2 separate regions of the Homo sapiens genome follow, and region 1 is linked to region 2. A link is an interaction called in ENCODE POLR2A ChIA-PET data of the cell type or tissue named here. Cell type or tissue: CD4-positive, alpha-beta T cell. All regions are shown on one strand. Links, peaks and the distances in the headings refer to the core of each region. The heading gives the core; the rest is flanking DNA.

What was found. Peaks named below come from ENCODE experiments on the same cell type or tissue, not always from the same donor. Only the 100,000 strongest peaks of a DNase experiment are listed, where the experiment ranks them.
Region 1: POLR2A ChIA-PET joins it to region 2 with 6 read pairs; 2 of 35 experiments call an interaction of 5 or more read pairs at or near these places.

Annotation. Positions count from the first base shown.
Region 1 is chr17:65,517,959-65,528,426 of GRCh38, reverse strand. No RefSeq gene overlaps it. Among named protein-coding and RNA genes, the nearest start is that of AXIN2, 38 kb to the left of the region's middle. RefSeq lists enhancers at 222-516, 4,113-4,613. In CD4-positive, alpha-beta T cell, for the core only: no CTCF peak of the experiment used is centred there; a DNase peak (open chromatin) is centred at 4,826; H3K27ac peaks cover 693 bases.
Region 2 is chr17:65,846,898-65,857,365 of GRCh38, reverse strand. It overlaps CEP112 (centrosomal protein 112), which reads left to right. Exons shown (of 27, transcript NM_001199165.4): 21 at 5,332-5,562. Among named protein-coding and RNA genes, the nearest start is that of AXIN2, 290 kb to the right of the region's middle. RefSeq lists an enhancer at 1,309-2,508. In CD4-positive, alpha-beta T cell, for the core only: no CTCF peak of the experiment used is centred there; no DNase peak of the experiment used is centred there.

The sequences.
Region 1 (10,468 bases), core at 3,051-7,050, 330 kb after region 2:
GGAGGTTTTGTAAAGCCATTTATTCAAATCACCTGGCTACTGGCTGAGGCTTTTCTTGCCTTGGAGCAGGCTGTAGATGACATCTCCTTTGGGGGTCCTCTTCCCTGTAACACCTCCATTCAGCCTCTTCCTCCTGGGCAGATTGTCTCCAGTCCGGCCAGGTAGGTGCAGGGGACCAGGGGATGAGAGGAGGCCCTCCCAGGAGTTTCAACAGGTGTCTCCGACATGAAAGCCGTTCAGCAGATGGTTTCATAGACCTGGAATGTCCACGTGGGGCCAATGGACTTAGAGATCAAAGCTAGCCAGGCACCCTCCCCATTCTGGGAGCTGATCAACAAGGCTGACTATTAATCCTATCAGTATTTTATCGTGAGCCATCAGGCTCAGGGCCGGTCAGGTGTCGGGAACATAGCAAGGAGGTGGTTCAGGAGGAGGCGACACAGGCAGCTTCTGCACCGCTCGGTGGACAGGTGTGCTTATGTGGCCAAGGACCTCGGCAGGCAGTTGCCCGCTCAACAAACGTGCCCTCCCTGTATCCTGAGCACTTGGCCTGCATGCCAGGCCATACTTTAGATCTGGGAAAGCAGGTCTTTTTAGTGGAGTCCTAGGAAGAACCCTTTTTAAAAACAGAGGATCTGTAACTGCAGTTGGACTTGACTTCTTGTGTGCTGAGTTTTCATGAAATGAACTCGGTGGTCTGCAGTGGATCTGCTTGGCTTGTTCTTCCTGCTGCCAACTGGCGTCAGGCCGGCAGCATAGAGAAAGGCCAGGGTTCTGGCCATGCGGGGTAGGGATGGACTCGAACCCAGTAGCCTCGGAGTGGTGGCAGTAGTAGGAGTTGTCAAGGCTGCTGGGAGAGTCCTGAGTTACCCTCTGAGAAGGCGAGGATGTGAGGGCATCTGGCAAGAGGCTGGAGGAGCTCTGATGCCTTGAACTTGTCCCTAACCATGCAGGTGCTGTGCCCTCCCCTCCTGGCTGGAATGGGGGTTCATACCAGGGTGTCCAACACTTTCCGAATTGTAAACTTCTTTCCAAGACAAAAGGATGAAGAGATGCAACCTATTGTGTGTGGTGAAGATTGGGGTTTGTGGATGGCTTTTCATCTCTATCTTCAGGCCTCTTGATTGAGGAGAGTGATGAGGTTGGGGCTTGGGCCTCAGACAAACTGGACTGAAGGCCCAGCACCACCACCCTCTGGGTGCCATGAGCGGGTTTCTGGCATCTTCTAAGGTGCATTTGTGAGAGAGAACTGGACTAGTTGATCACTCATGTTTCTATCTCCTGTTTTCATTCTTTTTTTTTTTTTTTTTTTTTTTGAGACAAAGTCTCACTCTGTCATCCAGACTGGAGTGCAATGGCGCAATCTCGGCTCACTGCAACCTCCACCTCCTGGATTCAAGCGATTCTCAGGCCTCGGCCTCCTGATTAGCTGGGATTACAGGCGCCCACCACTACGGCTGGCTAATCTTTGTATTTTTTTAGTAGAGATGGGGTTTTGCTATGTTGCCCAGGCTGGTCTCAAACTCCTGAGACCTCCCAAAAGTGCTAGGATTACAGACATGAGCCACTGCACCTGGCCCCTGTTTTCATCTTTAAACTTTTTTTTTTTTTTTTTTTTTGGAGGCAAGAGTCTTGCTCTGTTGCCCAGGCTGGAATGCAGTGGCACAATCTCAGCTCGCTGCAACCTCCGCTTCCTGGGTTCAAGCGATTCCCGTGCCTCAATCTCCCAAGTAGCTGGGATTACAGGCATGTGCCACCACATCGGCTAATTTTTGTATTTTTAGTAAAGACTGGGTTTCGCCATGTTGGCCAGGCTGGTCTTGAACTCCTGGCCTCAAGTGAATCTTGCCCTCCTCGGCCTCCCAAAGTGCTGGGATTACAGGAGTGAGCCATCGCACCCGGCCCCTCTTAAACTTTTAAGTATACAATACAGTATTGTTAACCATAGGGACAGTGTTGCACAGAAGATTTCTGGAACTTATTTATCTTGCATAATTGAGACTTTACGCACATTGACCAGCAACTCATTACCCCCTCACTCCAGCCCCTGACAACCACCATTTGGCTCTCTAATTCTGCAAAGTTGACTTAGATACCTATATAACTGGAATCCTGCAGTATTTGTCAATCCGTGCCTGGCTTATTTCATTTAGCACAATGTGCTGTAGGTTCATCCGTGTTGTCACAAATGACAGGATTTTACTCTTTTTTTTAAGGCTGAATAGTATTCCATTGTGTATTTATATTACATTTTCTTTATCCACGAATCCATCGATGGACACTTAGGTCATTTCCACATCTTGGCTATTGTGAATAATGCTGCAATAAAAAAGGAAGTGCCAATATCTCTTCAAGACCTTGATCATCTCTATTTTTTTTTTTTTTTGAGATGGAGTCTCACTCTGTCGCCTAGGCTGGAGTGCAATGGACTGCAACCTCCACCTCCTGGGGTCAAGTGATTCTCCTGCCTTAGCCTCCCGAGTAGCTGGGATTACAGGCGCCCGCCACCATGCCCATCTAATTTTTTGTATTTTTAGTAGAGATGGGGTTTTGCCATGTTGGCCAGGCTGTTCTTGAACTCCTGGCCTCAAGTATTTCACCTGCCTTGGCCTCCCAAAGTGCTGGGATTACAGGCGTGAGCCACCACACCTGGCAAGAACTTGATTTCAATGATTTTTGATAAATACCCAGAAGTGGAATTGCTGAATCATATGGCGGCTCTATTTTAAATGTTTTGAGCAATCTCCGAAGTGTTTTCCACAGTGGTTGCACCACTTTGCATTCCCACCAACAGTATACAAGAGTTCCAATCTCTCCACATCCTCATCAACACTCGTTTTTTTGTGATAATAGCCATCCTAATAGGTATGAGATGATACCTCATCATGATTTTGATTTGCATTTCCCTGATGGTTAGTGACACTGAGCATCTTTTCAAATACATGTTGGCCATTTGTGTGTCTTTGGAGAAATGTCTTTTTTTTTTTTTTTTTTTTTTTTTTTTGAGATGGAGTCTTGCTCAGACACCCAGGCTGGAGTCCACTGGTGTGATCTTGGCTCACTGCAACCACTGTCTCCCAGGTTCAAGCGATTCTCCTGTCTCAGCCTCCTGAGTAGCTGGGATTACAGGCATCTGCCATCATGCCCGGCTAATTTTTGTATTTTAGTAGAGACGGGGTTTCACCATGTTGGCCAGGCTGGTCTTGAACTCCTGACCTCAGGTGATTCCCCCACCTCGGCCTCTCAATCCTGTGCTAGGATTACAGGCATGAGCCACCGCCCCCGGCCGAGAAATGTCTATTAAAGTCTTTAACCCGTTTAAAGATTGGGTTATCCTAGCACTTTGGGGGCCAAAGTTGGGGGATCGCTTGAGCCCAGGAGCTCAAGACCAGACTGGGCAACACAGTGAGACTCCATCTCCAATTAAAAAAAAAAAGATTGGGCTATTAGATTTCTTGTTATTGAATTGTAGGAGCTCTTATATATTTTGGAACTGTATATTTCTGCCTGTTCTAAGAGGGGCCCATTTTTGTGCTTCTCTGTCATATTAACACTTAGGGCCTCCTAATCCCATGTGGATGTGCTTCTGGGAGTTGAGAGCCCTTGAAACTGTTCACAGTATCACCTGCGCATGCCTTCCTCTGAGGCAAGGGTCTATATTTTTTATGTGATTCTTAAAGGGATTTGTGCCTCCAGAGAAAATGCTAAAACCCATGGCTTGGGCTGTCAGCTTCTCTATTCCTTGTCCCCAAATAATTTAAGACCCAACTCTTCCAGAAACCTTTCCCTCCCTCCCCCAGGCTCTTGCTAGTGTGGTCTGAGGACCATGGAGTGGACTCACGTGGGAGCCTGAGAGAGGCAGAGGCTCACCCCATTCCATTGGCTAGACGGGACCTGCGTGTTTCCCGCCTCTCCAGGGGACTCATGTGCACACCAGCGTCCTGTTGCCTTAATCCCCCCCGATCTTCCTGTTTTTCATCTCTAGCTTCAAATCACATAACTTCGCCTTCACTTCCTGGGCTTTTCCCTATGTTGCTGCCTTATTTATCTGATTAATTCTTAACCAGATGATCAGAGGTCAAGAGCAGGCTGTGGGTCGGGCAGACCTGGGTTTGAGTCCACTCGCAGCTGGGCCGCGTAGGGAGCCATGGTTTCCTCGTTTGTTCAATGAGGATAATACGTGAGTCCTCTGTCTAGAGTGGCTGTGATAGTGACATGGGTGAGGGTCTCACCCACTTGTTACCATTTGCTCCTCGTGTGGAATCCACCCTCACAGCCTTCCTGCTGTACCACCTGGGGGCTGCCGTCTGCTCTCTTGCCCAAGGCAGTGGGAGAGTGGGTTTGCAGCTTGCTTTATTTGGAAACAGACTTGCTGCTGGAGGCAGCCTTTGGCCACAAAGCATCTGTAAATTTTTCTTTATCAAGCCCAGGGCCTTACAGTACTTGGAAATTCTCTATGGGCTCGCAGCCAGGATGGCAGTTTGTGTGAAAGAGTCTGAAATGTTGGATTTTGGGGGGAAAATCCCATTTTATTCTCCCCACTCTAGAAAATTTTAGGGTCATCATCATGCTGTCAAAAAGAAGGAAATTGGCAATTACCCCCGAGAAAATATTACAGTCTACTTGAATAATCAGGTAAAGTTGTTTTTGTTTTAGGGTTTAGAAAAATGTTCCTCTCCCTTTTTTTTTTTACCTTTAGTAGATAATGTAGTTGTATAGAAACACCCCAAATTACACAGAAGGATCAAAAGAATGCTTTACGTCCTTCTTAGTGGTTATTATCTCACTTTCTCAACTGTATTTCTTAGAAATCTGATATGAGTAGACTCTACTCCATGATTTGTCTCAGGAAGTGGGTAGTGGTGACTTGGTTTAAAAACAAACACAAACAACCACCACCAGCAAAAAAAAAAAAAAAAAAAAAAAAGCTTTTTTTTTTTTTTTTTTTTTTTGAGAGTTTTGCTCTATCTCCCAGGCTGGAGTGCAGTGGCATGATCATGGCTCATTGCAGCCTCAACCTCCTGGGCTCAAGCGATCCTCCCAACTCACCTCAGCCTCCTGAGTAGCTGGGACTACAGATGCACACCTGGCTAATTTTTGGAGAAAAAAAAGAAAGGCATTTTGATAAATGTTGTCTATTACCAGAATTATCCCAGGGAGCAGGCCGCCTGCTTGGTACAGTCTCTGGGCCCAAACAGGGAGAATCGGTATAGGACCTTAGGTCTGGCAGCTCAGGAGACGTGTGTGTAGGGAGTGTTTTAGAAGGGTCTGCCTCAGGTAGAACCACGGCCCCTGAACAGGGCCTCCTCCACCTCATCCAATGCCTAGTTTTGAAAACAAATCCTCTGTGCTCCCTCCAGGCTGACCTTCTTGTTCCCCTAAACCAGGGGTCCCCAGCCCCTGGGCTGCAGACCTGTACTGGGCTGTGGCCTTTTAGGAACCAGGCTACACAGTAGGAGGTGAGCGGCGGGCTAGGGAGCATGACTGTCTGAGCTCTGCCTCCTGTCAGATCAGCGGTGACATTAGATCGCCACAGGAGTGCAAACTGTGTGTGAACTGCGTATGCGAGGGATCTAGGTTGTGTGCTCCTTATGAGAATCTAATGCTTTGATGATCTGAGGTGGAACAGTTTCATCCCCAAACCATCTCTCCCACGCCGCCCTCGTCCATGGAAAAATTGTCTTCCACGAAACCAGTCCCTGGTGCCAAAAAGGTTGGGGTCCACTGCCCTAAAGTGACCTGCTGCTCAGGAGCTTTGTGTATGCAGCCCCTCTGCTGGGCACGCACCCTCCTTTACCCTTTCCTACGTTTGTCTCCTTTTAGCCTTCAGGTTTTGTCTCGAATGTCAGAGGTCTTCTCTGACTATGGGATCCATGTGTGTGACCGTCTGATCCTCTCCATTGCAGAACTTCCTTCATTCATTTCCCTGCATTCTAATTTGTAACGAAATTGTGATTATTTAATTGCATACTTATTTATCCATGAGACAGGGAGTAAATATATTTTGTTTGTTTGTTTGTTTTTTGAGACGGAGTCTCACTCTGTTGCCCAGGCTGGAGTGCAGTGGCGTGATCTTGGCTCACTGCAAGCTCCACCACCCAGGTTCATGCCATTCTCCTGCCTCAGCCTCCCCAGTAGCTGGGACTACAGGCACCTGCCACCATACCCAGCTAATTTTTTGTATTTTTAGTAGAGACGGGGTTTCATCATGTTAGCCAGGATGGTCTCGATCTCCTGACCTTGTGATCCACCCACCTCAGCCTCCCAAAGTGCTGGGATTACAGGCATGAGCCATTGCGCCCGGCCTCTGTCGACTCTTTAAACAAAATTCAAAGTGCCAGGTTCTCTGTATTAATTTACTTTCTGTTTAAAATACTGTATTCATTTCCTAGGGCTGCTGTAGCAAAGTACCACAAATTGGAAGGCTTAGAACAACAGAAATATATTGTCTCACAGTTCTGGAGGCTGGAAATCTGAGGTCAAGGTATCAACAGGGCCATGGTCCCTCTGAAACCTCGGGGAGAAGAAGCCTTCCTTACTTCTTTCAGCTTCTGGTAGCCCCAAACATTTGTTGGCTTGTGGCAGCACAACTCCAGTCTTCACGTGGCCTTCTCCCTGCATCCCTCCACACAGTTGTCTCTCTGGACATGTCTGTGTCCAAATCAAATCAAATTTCCCTCCTTTTTTTTTTTTTTTTTTTTTTTTGAGATGGAGTTTCTCTCTTTCGCCTAGGCTGGAGTGCAATGGCACGATCTTGGCTCACTGCAACCTCCGCCTCCCGGGTTCAAGTGATTCTCCTGCCTCAGCCTCCCTAGTAGTTGGGATTACAGGTGCCTGCCACCACGCCCAGCTAATTTTTTGTCTTTTTAGTAGGGACAGGGTTTCACCATGTTGACCAGGCTGGTCTCAAACTCCTGACCTCAGGCGATCCACCTGCCTCAGCCTCCCAAAGTGCTGGGATTACAGGTGTGAGCGACTGCACCTGGCTTCTTCTTCTTCTTCCTCTTCCTCTTCTTCTTCTTCTTTTTTTTTTTTTTAGACAGAGTTTCACTCTTGTTGCCCAGGCTGGAGAGCAATGGTGCTGCCTTGGCTCACTGCAACCTCCGCCTCCTGGGTTCAAGCGATTCTCCTGCCTCAGCCTTCTGAGTAGCTAGGATTATAGGCATGTGCCACCATGCCCAGCTAATATTGTGTTTTTAGTAGAGATGGGATTTCACCACGTTGGCCAGGCTGGTCTCGAACTCGTGACCTCAGGTAATCCACTTGCCACGGCCTCCCAAAGTGCTGGGATTACAGGTGTGAGCCACCAGGCCTGGCCTCATCTTAACTTGATTACATCTGCAAAGACCTTATTTCCAAATCAGGCCACATTCTGAGGTACCGGGAGTTAGGACCTCACCATATCTTTTTGGGTGGACACAATTCAACCCATAACAGTGATCTAGAGTGCTGTCTATCTCTGGACTGATGAAATTATCACAGCTGTCATTTTCTCCATCCTAACAGAAAAAGAAAAGGACAGCTTTTCAAAAAACAAAACTTTAAGCATCACTTCCAGGAGAAACTTACATTATCACGTGCAAGACATCAGCACTCCTCCCTGCAAATTGTCTCAGTAACTACATTTCCCCTGCCTACCTCCCTTCACAAACCTGAGCGGGCTAAGCCAGATTTTCTTGGACTTACTCTCTCCTGACTACTACACACAGCTCTAGTTTTCATTTCTACCCAGCCTGGGCCAAACTGGAAAATCCAAGTTGCCTGTCTTTGCCCAGCTGAAGATGAAGATAGGATCTGAGCCTTTCCCTCTATGCTCATGGAAGACAAAACAGGATGAAAAGCAGTAGATATGCCGGGCGCAGTGGCTCACGCCTATAATCCCAGCACTTTGGGAGGCCGCGGCGGGTGGATCACGAGGTCAGGAGATCGAGACCATCCTGGCTAACATGGTGAAACCCCGTCTCTACTAAAAATACAAAAAATTAGGCAGAGCTTGCAGTGAGCTGCGATCACGCCACTGCACTCCAGCCTGGGCAACAGAGCGAGACTCCGTCTCAAAAAAAAAAGAAAAAAAAAAAAAGAAAAGCAGGAGATGCAATGGTTCCTCCAAAAACCATCTCAGTTACCAGGATATAAAACTCTGCAGTAGGTCATTGGGAGAAACTATGAAATCTCTGTCTCCAAAGATTTCCAGGGAGATAATATAAAGCACTGAAAGCATTGAATCTTCCGTGGCTTTTGGACCACTGGCCTGGAGGCTGTGTCTTCCACTAGCTGTCAAAATCTCTTTTCCTCTGGGATTCCGAGTCTGGCACAGGCCTGTGAGTGTGAGTCCACCATGTTTTTTCCAAGGGAAGGAATTAACTACTGGGTTGCTTGAGGGTGGGAGTGGTCTTATTGACTCTTGGGGAGGGTTTCCTGTCCTGGCTGGGACCTTTGTTTGTAAATTAAGTCTCAAATCCCATCCCCAATCAGGCAATGGGTGCGTGGGTGTCTAGTTCCACTAGGGTAAAGTCATTTGTGATCATCAATTTATAAATGATTTGTGGATCATTGTTGAGCCCTTGGCGGGCTGAAGACAGCAAGAAGCAATTAGTCTTCTGATCTACATGGTTTGTCAACATAAAAGGTTTGGGCTGACACGTCCTCCAGATGACACCCATTTCTTGGCATGGCTGAGTTGGCCACAAGGCCTTTGTTGTTCATTCATCCTGCCTGAAGAAGCCCAGGAGGTGAGAGGAGGGGGAGGGATCCAAGCTTGGGGAGGGTCACAGCTGCTGGACATCTGAGTCCTATTTCATCAGCAGCAGCCGGGCTCAGTGGGAACCATTGCTAGGGCTTCCTGGCCCAGCCTCAGCTGGGAGAAGCAGGGCCCCCTCCCAACCTCACTTTAGGGAATAGGACTGCTTCAGCCACTGCTTCCAGGCAGCCAGAGGCCAATTATCCAGACTGAGGGATACCCAGGGTGAGAAGCAGAGACACAGCGAGAAAATAAAATAAATGGAAAAGTGGATTATGATCGTGAAAGATTGGCTTATACAGCATTTGATAGGAACAGTTTCAGGATGTTTTCCCCCCTTCAATTTGTATTTTTCCTGATCACAAAAATAAATAGTCATGGTAGAAAATTTGGAAAACACATAGAATTATGAAAAAGACAAAGAAATTCAACTGTAATCCCCACTACCCGGAGATACCATCTGATAACATTTTGGTTTATTTCCTTTCAATAGATGACATCTTCTCTTGACCAAATAAAGCGTTCTGAGCATCTCATAATTTTTCAGGATAAATTTCTCCATGTGTGAAGACTTTCGTTGCTTCAAGCAGAGTTTGTGGACATTTCTGCAAACCACCTCCACCCCCATCTAGAACTGCTTTGATGCCTCGACTTTTTCTAACAAGAGGCATAGCATAGCCTCTCCCACTTGGAGGCAGGAGGTAGGCTGAGCCCAGGATAGGCTACTGACTCCCCAGGAATTGTATCATTGACTTCCGGACTGGGACAGAATTTGGCTTGGAGTTCTTGCCGCCTTGCCCTGCCCCCTTACCTATTGGGAGGTCCTGCTCCTTGGTCACCTGCTCGGCTTGTCTACTACTTGCCTGGTTCCATTGCTCCACACCTTCCACCTTTGTACAAGATCTGATGAGATCTTGTTTCTGATCCTAGTTTGTCTCTACCCTTTCATCCCTAACACACAGTGTCTTCCCAGCCACCTCCCTCTAAGAATCTCCATAAATGGCACCAGTAAGATTTGTTCTTGCAGTGGTTATCTGTTGTTTTAGCTGGCCCAACATCCATGTTTTCACCTCCTGATGTTAACATCTTGGTATTCCTTTGGGGAGCACCCTTCGGCTGCAAAGATGCTCATATGATCTGGCCAATTAGTAGAGCTTATCATTTTGGCTACTGTGATTGGTCCAGGGAGGGACATGTGACTTAAGTTGTTCCAATGAGAGTCACACCTGGGACTTGTGCCATGAATTCAGAGAATGCGGTGCTCTCTCCCTGTTGAAGTTTCTGAAATGGGATAACCAAATCCTTAGGCTTCTGGGGGCCATGGTATGAAAGGCTCCTATTTTGGGATTGAAGCCACTAAGAAGGAAATAGGAGCCACAAGATGGCAGGGTGGGGGTAAAGAAAAAGATCCACTAAGTCCTATGACTTTACTTGGGTCCTTAGATTCAACTGCTCTGAAAGCCCAGCCTTGGGAGTCAATAAATCCTGTCATCTTTTTTTTTCTTCCTCTTCAGTCAATTTGTCTTGGGTTTTTGTCATGGCCAACGCAAATAATTCTGACTAATAATATGGCTCCTGTCCTAGGGGTTGGGGGGGATCTATTCTCAAGGCCAATTTGGATGTCAGGGAGCCCAAGTTCCTGGACATTCAGGTGCATACACCACATGGGGAGAGATGGTTAGAGAGGGGGAATGGGCCACTTTGGAATACAAGACGGGAGTGACGAAG
Region 2 (10,468 bases), core at 3,871-7,870:
AATGTATTTTAAATGAAGGAATGCACATTGTTTTTTAGACATAATGCTCACTGAATAAACTGCAAGCTTGTCCAACCCACCTTATTTTGTTGTTGTTGTTCTGTTTTGTTTTGCTTTAGGCTTTTAGCAGCCAGAAGCCATGGTTTTAAAGTTTCTGTCTTTAGTGATAAGCAGAAAAGAGGGATGAGGAAGGGGCTTTACTGGCCCAACCAGAAACAGAAACCAAGAACCCATGACTGTATTCTCTCCCTCAGACACTCCTGAATAGTCTATAACTTTTATATGCACTGGGAAACCAACCAATTTATGTGACTCACTTTATGGAGATATTTGCTTCATCGCAGTATTCACTTCATTGCAATATTTGCTTTATTGAGGTGGTCGGGAACCAAACACACAATATCTCTGTGATATGCCTGTACTGGAAGGGTGAAATACTAGGGAGCCACTAAATATGACAAATATGCTAATAAATGGGAATTAAATTAAAATTGGGTGTGTGAAAATATAGAACAGTATCTACACAGTGATGACAATGTGCATAACAATACTTTGATTTACATTGACAGAGATTGAAACTCGATTTGGGATGGTCTCACTGCTTTTGGAAAACTAACATTTTTGCTCATTTTTTAAAGATTTTCCTAGTGGGCACAATGTATAATATTTGGTTGGTAGTTACACTAAAAGCCCAGATTTTACCACTATGCAATATATCCAAGTAACAAAACTGTACTTATGCTCCCAAATCTATAAAAATGTATGTATTTTTTAATTTTCAAAAAAAGACATTATGGACTTATGGCTTTTGGATGTTAACTTTGTACTAACCATAGTGAAAATTAGGGGATAGAAACGCACAATAACAAATTAATAAAGTACAATAAATATGTACTCTTCCTTAAGAGAAATTCTTAATACTTTGAGATGATACAGTATGTGATAAAAAGCAGACTTTCAAATCAGCTTGAGCTTGGATAAAATCTTTCCAATTCTATTTTTCTCAGACTCTATTATTTAGATGTTGTCACTTCCTCTGTCCTCCACAAATATTAGCTTTTCTTTTACATTTTCTGTATTATTATCTTTCTCTGCTGCCTCCCAGGGAGTTCTTCAATCTTACCATCCTTCCAATGCGCAATTCTATTCTTTGGCTTTAGCTAACTTGCTCTTTTTCCTATCATTTTCACTTTTTCCTTCTTCTATGACATTAATTGCAGCTTCATGTCTGTAACTTCTTCCATTACACTTTTCAGTATATTAAGTATATATATATTACTATTTGTATGTTTATTATGGACTTTTTTTGGAGATAAGATCTCCTTCTGTCACACAGGCCGGAGTACAGGGTATGACCACGGTTCACTGCAGCCTCCTGGGCTCAATTGATCTTCTTTCCTCAGCCTCCTGAGTAGCTGGGACTACAGGCACACCCCACCACACCTGACTCATTTCTGTATTATCTGTAGAGAAGGAGCCTCACTATATTGCCAAGGCTGGTCTTGAACTCCTAGGCTCAAGTGATCCACCTGCCTTGGCCTCTCAAAGTGCTGTGATTACAGGCATAAGCCAACACACCCGGCCTATTACGCACTTAAAAAATTCTTGTTTCATCTGTTCCAATTATACTGCTTCAGATAATATATGTTATTTAGGTGTCTCTTTTTGGTAGTAGTTTTGCTCCTCAGGTTTATTTACTTTGGCCAGGGAGCCCATTTTCCCCTGGGACTATCAGATATCCTGACTGGGGAAGAGCAGAAGCCCACCTTTAGTCCCTGACCTGTTGGATGAGCTTATAGAAGGACAAGATTATGAACCCCAAGACAGAGCCCTTCATTGCCGTACCACTCCCTTTCACAGTTACTTCATCAGGAAAACCTGCTGGTCGGGAATTTACCTAAGCTCCTGGAAGTGAGTGTCTAATGACTGAGTCACTAGTCCTGGGAGTTTGGAGGGAAGCCTTTGGAAGGGGGAATACCCAGGAAGTTCAGAGAAGTCTGTGCCTGTTTTCTTCAACTCCTCACCCAAGGAGGGCTTTGCTTTCCTTGGTATTGACTGACTGATGTCAACACTATGTTGAGTTCTTGCTCCCAACATGGTAATGGAACAGATATGATTTTACCTGGCTACAAAAGAGAGAGACAAGAGCAGAAGGTAAAGCATTCCTGCAACCCACCTTCTTACAGCGGTTTTCTATTATTTTCTTCCCCAGGCTGTACCCCCTTAGGACTGTCTTTATTCCACCCAGGAGCTTCTCAAAATTTGCTTTTGTTATGTTTATTATTGTTATAGTTATTAGTATCTCAGATTCATGCTTCCTGTGCTTTCTCCAGGATTGATTTTGGGGAAGGGAGCCAGCAACCCATCCTTGTCTGCCATGTTGATATCCCTGAGCTTTTTTTTAAAAAAAGAATGTTCTGCCTCCCAAACACATAACTGTTGTCACTGCTAAAGTCTATCTGTTTTTAGAAGATGTATCCTCTATTTCAGAATCTGATTGCATTGACTATCTCTTCTCTTGGGTTCAAAAGAATCATTATAAAACAAAGAACAAAAGGTAAAAGACTGTTTTCACGGACAATTGATCCACAGCTGATTATTGATACACAGATATCAATCTATGAAATAGAGAAACAAATAGATGTTAAAACAGTGCATAGATTTCCTGAAGAAAAAATAACTAATTTTTCCACTACAGGTTTACAAGGATCAGCCTTTTATATAAAGTCCTCTCACATATTCCTTTGGGACTAGTTCAAGTAAGCTTTTCTTAGAAAGGCAGGATAAAAATGGGACATCCTATCACCTCCAGCCTCGAAGGCTCAGATTTATTACTATAAAGCATTTTCTTTCCTCTAACACAAATGTTACTGTTCTAGATGTCTTTTCCAGTCTAGTGTAGAGAGGCCACAGGGTTAATAGTTGAGCTAATGTATACTGAACACAATCCAAAATAAGATGCCTGGTGCAAAGTAAACACTCAAAATTATAGCAATTATTATTTATCATGTAGAAATCACAAAATTGTTAAAATTAAAAATTGGATGAATATAATATTTATATTGAAAATGAAATAATTCTTGTAGATATTTTGACCAAAGCAACTTCTCATCATTTAGCTTTGTATTCTTATTCCCAGCATCATAATGTGACATTTGGATTCCTGTCACTTTTTTATTTTTCTGGTTTCCAGTCAAGGAAATGTTGGTTTAGGCTGTGCTTGTTGAACATACATTAGGCATGAAATGAAACATTTATCATTGTGTTTTGGGAAATGTTGCATTGCTGGCTAATGTGTTAGTGGCAGTAAGTAAGTGACAGAAGATTTCAACTATGTAACAAGCTTGATATGATAGGCATGTATAGGATATAGCACTGAAAACTGTAGAAAATACAGCATAGACATTTCTTAGCAATCATACATGAAGCTTTTAAAAAATTGGCTACATAACTTGCCATCAAACATTCTCAAAATTTGCAAAGAATTAATGGGAGATAGACTACATTCTTTGGCCACAGTGCAATTAGAAGTGAATGACAAAACAATAACCACTGAAGTCCATTTCCTGAGTTTAATGGTGTCCCTCTCAAAATTTCCTGTCTACACAGAACCGGAAATAGAATTTTTTTTTTTTTTTTAGATGGAGTCTCGCTCTGTTGCCCAGGCGGGAGTGCAGTGGCGCAATTTCAGCTCACTGCAACCTCCACCTCCCAGGTTCAAGCAGTTCTCTGCCTCCGCCTTCCGAGCAGCTGGGATTACAGGTGCCCACCACCATGCCCAGCTAATTTTTGCATTTTCAGTAGAGACGGGGTTTCACCATCTTGGCCAGGCTGGTCTTGAACTCCTGACCTTGTGATCCACCCGCCTCGGCCTCCCAAAGTGCTGGGATTACAGACATGAGTCACTGCGCCTGGCCGGAAATAGAATTTTTGCAGATGTAATCAAGTTAAAATTAGGTGATGCTGGATTAAGGTGGGCCCTAAATCCAGTATGACCAGTGTCCTTATAAAATACAGCACCACAGAGACACAGACACCCAGAGAGAACAAATCCATCTGAAGACAAAGGCACTGATTGGAATGATGCATTTACACACCAAGGCACAGTGACTGTCAGGAAATACCAGAAGCTAGGAGACAGGCATGGAACAGCTTCTCCTTCAGAGTTTCCAGAAGGAACCAACTCTGCCAACACCTTGATTTTAAGACTTCTAGCCTCCAGAACTATGAGAGAATAAAATTCTGTTCTTTTAAGCCATCTAGTTTGTGCTACTTTGTTATGGCAACCCTGGGAAACTAATATGTCCCATATGCTTGGGAATTAAGAAACATACTTCTAAATGGTTCATAAGTCAAAGACAAAAATTATAATGGAAGTTAAAAAAGTATTTTGAACTAAACGATAATGAAAATACCACATATCTAAACCAAAGAGATGGAACTAAATCAGTATCCAGAGAGACATTTGTAGTCTTACATTTATAAATCAGAAAAGAAGAAATGATAAAAAATAAATGAGTTAAGTATCCAAAATAAGAAGTTAGAAGAAAGAATACAAAATAAACCTTAGGAAAGTAGGAAGAAGGACATAAAAATAAAAGCAGAAATCAATCAATAAAAAGTAAAAATCCAATAGGGAACACTGGATGAATTTCAGGAACATGATGATGTTGAATATTTGAAACAGCAAGTTTCAGAAAAATACATGTAATATTCCATTTACATAGAAATTAGAAACAAGTAAAACTAAACAATATGTTGTTTAAAGATCCAAAAGTATGGTAAAATGTTCCAGGTGGTATTTGCCTCTGAGCTAGGAAGGAATGACATGGGAATATGGAATGAAGGAAGTAGAGGAGGGAGGGAGGGAGGGAATGAGGGAGGGAAGGAAGGAAGGAAGGAAAGGGAGGGAGGGAGGGAAGGAAGGAAAGGGAGGGAAGGAAGGAAGGGAGGGAGGGAGGGAGAGGGAAGGGAGGGAGGGAAGGAAGGAAGGGAAGGGAGGAGGGGAGGGGAAGGGAAGGAGGGAGGGAGGGAAGGAAAGGGAAGGAAAGGGAAGGGAAGGGAAGGGAAGGGAGGAGGGGAAGGGAAGGAGGGAGGGAGGGAAGGAAAGGGAACGGAAGGAAGGAAGGAAGGGAGAGGGAAAGAGGGAGGGAAGGAAGGAAGGGAGAGGGAAAGAGGGAGGGAAGGAAGGAAAGAAGGAAGGATGGAGTGCAATCTAAGCTTTCTATTCCATATGTTCATATTTCATTTATTGGCCTTTTGCCCATTGGTTCTTCTTTTGTGACTTCCCTATTGATATCTTCTGCCCATTTTTCCATTTTTAAAAACAAGGTTATTGCCGACATGGAGGCCCAGGTTCACAAGTTGAGAGAAGAATTGATCAATGTGAACTCACAGCGGAAACAGCAGCTGGTAGAGCTTGGTCTTCTTCGTGAAGAGGAAAAGCAAAGGGCTACAAGGGAACATGAGATTGTCGTCAATAAACTGAAGGCTGAATCAGAAAAGATGAAAATAGAGCTGAAAAAGACTCATGCTGCTGAGACAGAGATGACACTGGAAAAGGTAAGATATTTAACTAGTTTTTTAATAGGCAGTTGAAATCCATGTTTAAAATCCATTGCCACCACCCTTATATTTAATCTCCAAAAGGTAGTAGACATGGCATTACTCTTTAAATGTATAAACTCTTCAGTCGAGGAATTTAAGTATCTTGCTCCTATGTCTAAGTACCAGTAAAATAATCTAGGGAATTTCCTAACTTTTCCCTTGGCTTTCATGGAAGGGATTATATGGAATATCCTATTCCATAGTAATTAAATACACGTTGTAATAAAGTGATATTATAATATTGTCCAATATTATTTTGATTAGAAATACTGGGGCTGTATCCCTAAATTTTCCTAAATGGGACTAAGTTTCAGATCTTCCCTCAGTTGTCTAATAAGCATTTCTAGATTTTACAGCTTTTTATAACAGTGTCACATAAATGATGACTTATTTTCCCAGGTTGATATTTCAGTCGAGATAAGAAAAGTCTTTTTAGAAGTATATATTATTGGAATAAATGTCAATATAATGTTTACACATTTTGATTGGACTTATATTAAAGGTGCAATCTCAAATATTCTTTCTTTTGACGTTCAGAAAAAGTATAACTATTTTAGTCAGGTACTAAATGTGAATTGCTGTTTCCAAAATTGCCTCTTGAGTTTCTTAAGACCAGTCTTTATCTTGGGAATGAGAAACTTGCAAAGGGTAACTTAAGAATCATCTAAATTTTGTTTAATTTCTTTCCACCTATCCCTCTTCATCTTCAAATAATGTTGAGCTTTTAAAGAGTATGCAATACCATACTAGCCATTACTACATTGATTTTACATAGACTGAGATCCTAAGGTACTTGCTTTATTGTACTTTAATTAATTTGAAAGTCAGATTTCAGCAGATTTGGCCCTTGATAGCATAGCTATGAACCCAGAAATAAATAGGAAAAAGGACTGTAAATAGGCAGGAGTGAGCCTGACTTCTTGGCAGAACAGCAGGGAAAGTGGTGTGTCTGGAAATGATGAGTGAGAAGAAGAGGGAAAGTGATGAGGCCAGAGAAGAAACCTCAGGGTGTGGGTCCAGGTCACGTAGGTCTGAGTAGGCCAGTGAGAGGGCTTTGCTTTGACTCTCTATGAGTAGAGGAAGTTGGCAGATTTTGAGCATAGGAGTGACATGATTTGACTCACACTTGAATAGGATGTCATCATCTGCTGTGCTGAGAATAGACTGAATTGATGGCAAAGGAGGAAGTAGAGAGAACAGTTAAAACGCTGTTGCAAAAATATAGAGGAAAGGTAATAGAGAGCTGGGTCTAGCCAATAGCAATGAAGGTAGTAAAACCTGATCAGATTTGGGATATGTTCTGAAGGTAGACCTGACAGCATTCACTGTTGGTTCGTGGAATATGCTGGGGGGTGGGAAGTAGGGTGGAACAGTCACGGGCAGCACCAAGGCTATTTTCCCAAGCCAGTGGACAGATGGAATTCCTCTTTGCCGAAAGGAAGAAGACTACAAGACCAATAGGTTGGGCCTCTCGGGACATGTTCAGGCTAAGTGGGATGTTAGTGATAATTCCCTCACAGCAGGATAAAATAATAATGTCTCGATGCTAAAATATACAGTTCAGGAATTAGGGAAATATTCTTTTTTTTTTTTTTTTTTTTTTTTGAGACAGAGTCTCACTCTGTCGCCCAGGCTGGAGTGCAGTGGCATGATCTCGGCTCACTGCAACTTCCGGCACCTGGGTTCAAGCAACTCTCCTGCCTCAGCCTCCTGAGTAGCTGGGATTATAGGCACCCGCCAGCACGTCTGGCTAATTTTTGTATTTTTAGTAGAGATGGGGTTTTACCATGTTGGCCAGGATGGTCTCAAACTCCTGACTTCGGACAATCCACCCAACTCGACCTCCCAAAGTACTGGGATTACAGGCGTAAGCCACCGCGCCAGGCCAGGAAATATTCTTATATGGTATAGTCTCAGACTTTGACAATAGCAGATAAAAGAGAGACTGATGGAAAGGGAAAGTGGTGTTGCCACTTATCTTTTCTGTTAACTCTTACACTCACTTCACCTTGGCTTCAGTCAACTCTTCTAGCAGTTCAAAGTATTTCTAAGTAAATGTTCTTAAATAGCACAGATACCTGTGCACCTTGATTTAAGAAAATTGGATATGCCAAAGTCAGACATATAACACATCCAATTTAGGCCGTAATTTTCCTGCATTATATATTCACATTCCAAATGCCTCTTTTTAATAGGAGATGAACTTCGTGAAATGTAGGTTTATACGTGATGCTAATTTACAGGGTAAAGATAATTTAAAAATTAGTATTAGAAACCTGAATTTTTATATTCCAGAAAGGCATTATCCCAGGCACTGTGGGTATATAAAAAACAGGGGAGGGGGCCACTGCCCTCAAATAGAAAAATAATAGTGACTGCAAGAAAAATACTGCAAGTACACTACACAGATAACTATAATGCAAGACAGTGTGAATTTGGGGAAAATCATTTTCTGCTGAGGAAATCGGGAAAATTAATTGGGAGAGATGTTACTTGAATGAGACATAAGTAACATAAGTAGGATTTTAATTAGTAGATATGTTGGATGGCATTCTAAGTCAAAAGAATAAGGAAAGCAAGAGCAAACAAAACCGTTTCCATGACATAGAGGTTGATCCAGGGGAGAGCTAGCAACCAAGCTAAGATAGCTTCAGGATCATCGAAAGTCTCCAAAGCTGTGATAAGCATTTTTGCTTCATTGGGTAAACAGTGAGGAGTTGCCAAAGGTTTTGGGGAAATGAAGTGTCAAGATTCCAGTGATTCTTAGGAACATCATCCTCTTGGTGTTGGCAAGATGTGGTAGCAGCAGCAGGAGGTAACAAGGACTGGATTAATCCAGGCAGGAGGTCCTTGAGGGCACAGCAGATGTGCGTGAGAAGGCAGTGAGAGTGTCGGCAGTAGCAAGGGGACAAAGAGGACATTTGAAAATCATCATAGAGATAGCACTGATTAGGTTGGTTAAATATAAATCGATCAGGAATGTAGAAGTTTCTGGTCGGAGGAGGAGGAAGCTGAACTGAGTTAAGAACATGTGGAGTTTGAAGTGACACTACACTTTCCCTTGCTGTTGAAAGAATGCTTCTGGATATCCCAAGAGCAGGCAGGATTGGAGACAAACAGCTGTGGGAATCACCCACAGAGAAGGCCTGGCCAGTGGCCTTGAGAGTGAGTGGGACTGTTAAAGCAAGGGGGAAAGAGGCAGGGAGGGAGGGAGAGAGAGGGCAACTGTGAAGGAAGAACTTAGGGGTACAGCTCCATTTGAGAGGCCAGGGAGGAAACAGTTGAAGAAGGGTCACGAAGGTAGAAGGAACATGAGAAGAATGCATTTTTATGGAAATAGAGGAAAAGACTATTTGGAAAGGGGGATTGTCAAGAATGTGACCCAAACTCAGGAAGGATGAGGGTTGAAGAAAGGTCACTGGATGTGAAACCACAAAGTCATTGATGATCTTGGACAGTGCGCTGAAAATGATTGTGTGCCCAGAAACAGGGTTTCAAAAGATAAGTCTGGAAGTGGAAGTGAGGGAACATCCTGTTGTTTGGGAAAATACGATGTTAAAAGAAAGATGTAGTTCCAAAGAGCAGCAGGAGTTAAAGAGAATATATTTTGGGGCTGAACATGGGTTGAGCATTTTGAAGTACACAAAGGGACTAATGGAGAGGAACAGCTTAATGACGTGAAGAATCAGAGATCATTGATGGCTTGTGATCTGTGAGGTGGTGCAGGTGGGAATGGCATCCCCAGCACAGACGCAGCACAGGCCTACCTCAGCCCTCGGCTACAAGGCTGCAAGGGTCCATTGGTCTTTTCCCAGAATGTGCCACACTCTCCCCTGCCTCCAGGTCTTTGCAGCTGCTGTCACCCTCTTCCAGAATGCTTCTCCACATGATTTTTTCAATGGCCAACCTCCTTGACATCATTCTACACTCCTCAGAGCATCCTTCCCCGACCTTTTCATCCAAAGTCTGGCCTACCTATGCCACCTTTTTTTGTCCCATTGTCTTCATAGCTCATAGCATTACCTGAAATCATCCTTTTATTTGTTCGCTTGTTTCCTCCCACCCACTAGAACATAAGCTCTGTTAGCAGGACCTTGTCTAGCTTGTTTACTTCTGTACCACCAGTGCCTAGAAAACCCAGCTCGGGGCAGGTGCCCTCCGGGTATGACATGAATGAGTGACAGGAGGCATGACCTTCACCAATGGAGGAAGGAAGTCAAGCATTGGTAAAGATATAGAGAAGCTCTCTGACAAGACTTGAAAAGACCTTGTAGCTAATAGCATCTGTATTCTTAGTAAAGAATCAGAGTAGTCTGCTTAGGTGAGGAGTTTCAAAAAAAGCGAAACAGGCTTCCAGCTGAACAGTGGAATGCCTTGGAAAGGAAGAAGATATAAGGGAATTTGTTCCTATAGAATTGGAGTTCTGCAGGTAGAGGAGGGAGCATGGGTATCCTGCATCTGGAAGAATGGAATGCTCCTGGATTGAAGTGAGAACACAAGGGATCCCAGAATTTAGAAGGGAGGTTTGAGGACAGTTCTTTTAGCTGACATGGGTAGAGGTACTGAGATGAACCAGAATGGAGGGACTTGTTGACAAAAAGGGAGAGTCTGGGGAAAGGGAAGACTCTCTTTTACATAGGCTGGTGTTGAGTGCGATGAGTTCGGTTTTTGTCCAGTTGGTGGAATTCACCAACCTCAGAGTCCATATGATGATATCTAAATGCTGTGCTCACATCGAGTAATTTGTATTTCCAATGATTGATATTTTTACATAAATAGTCAAAGGAGTTTAGCATTTTCAAATGCAGTAAAGACCTGGACTCCGAATTCCCTGAAAGCAGGAAATATTTGTTTCTAATGC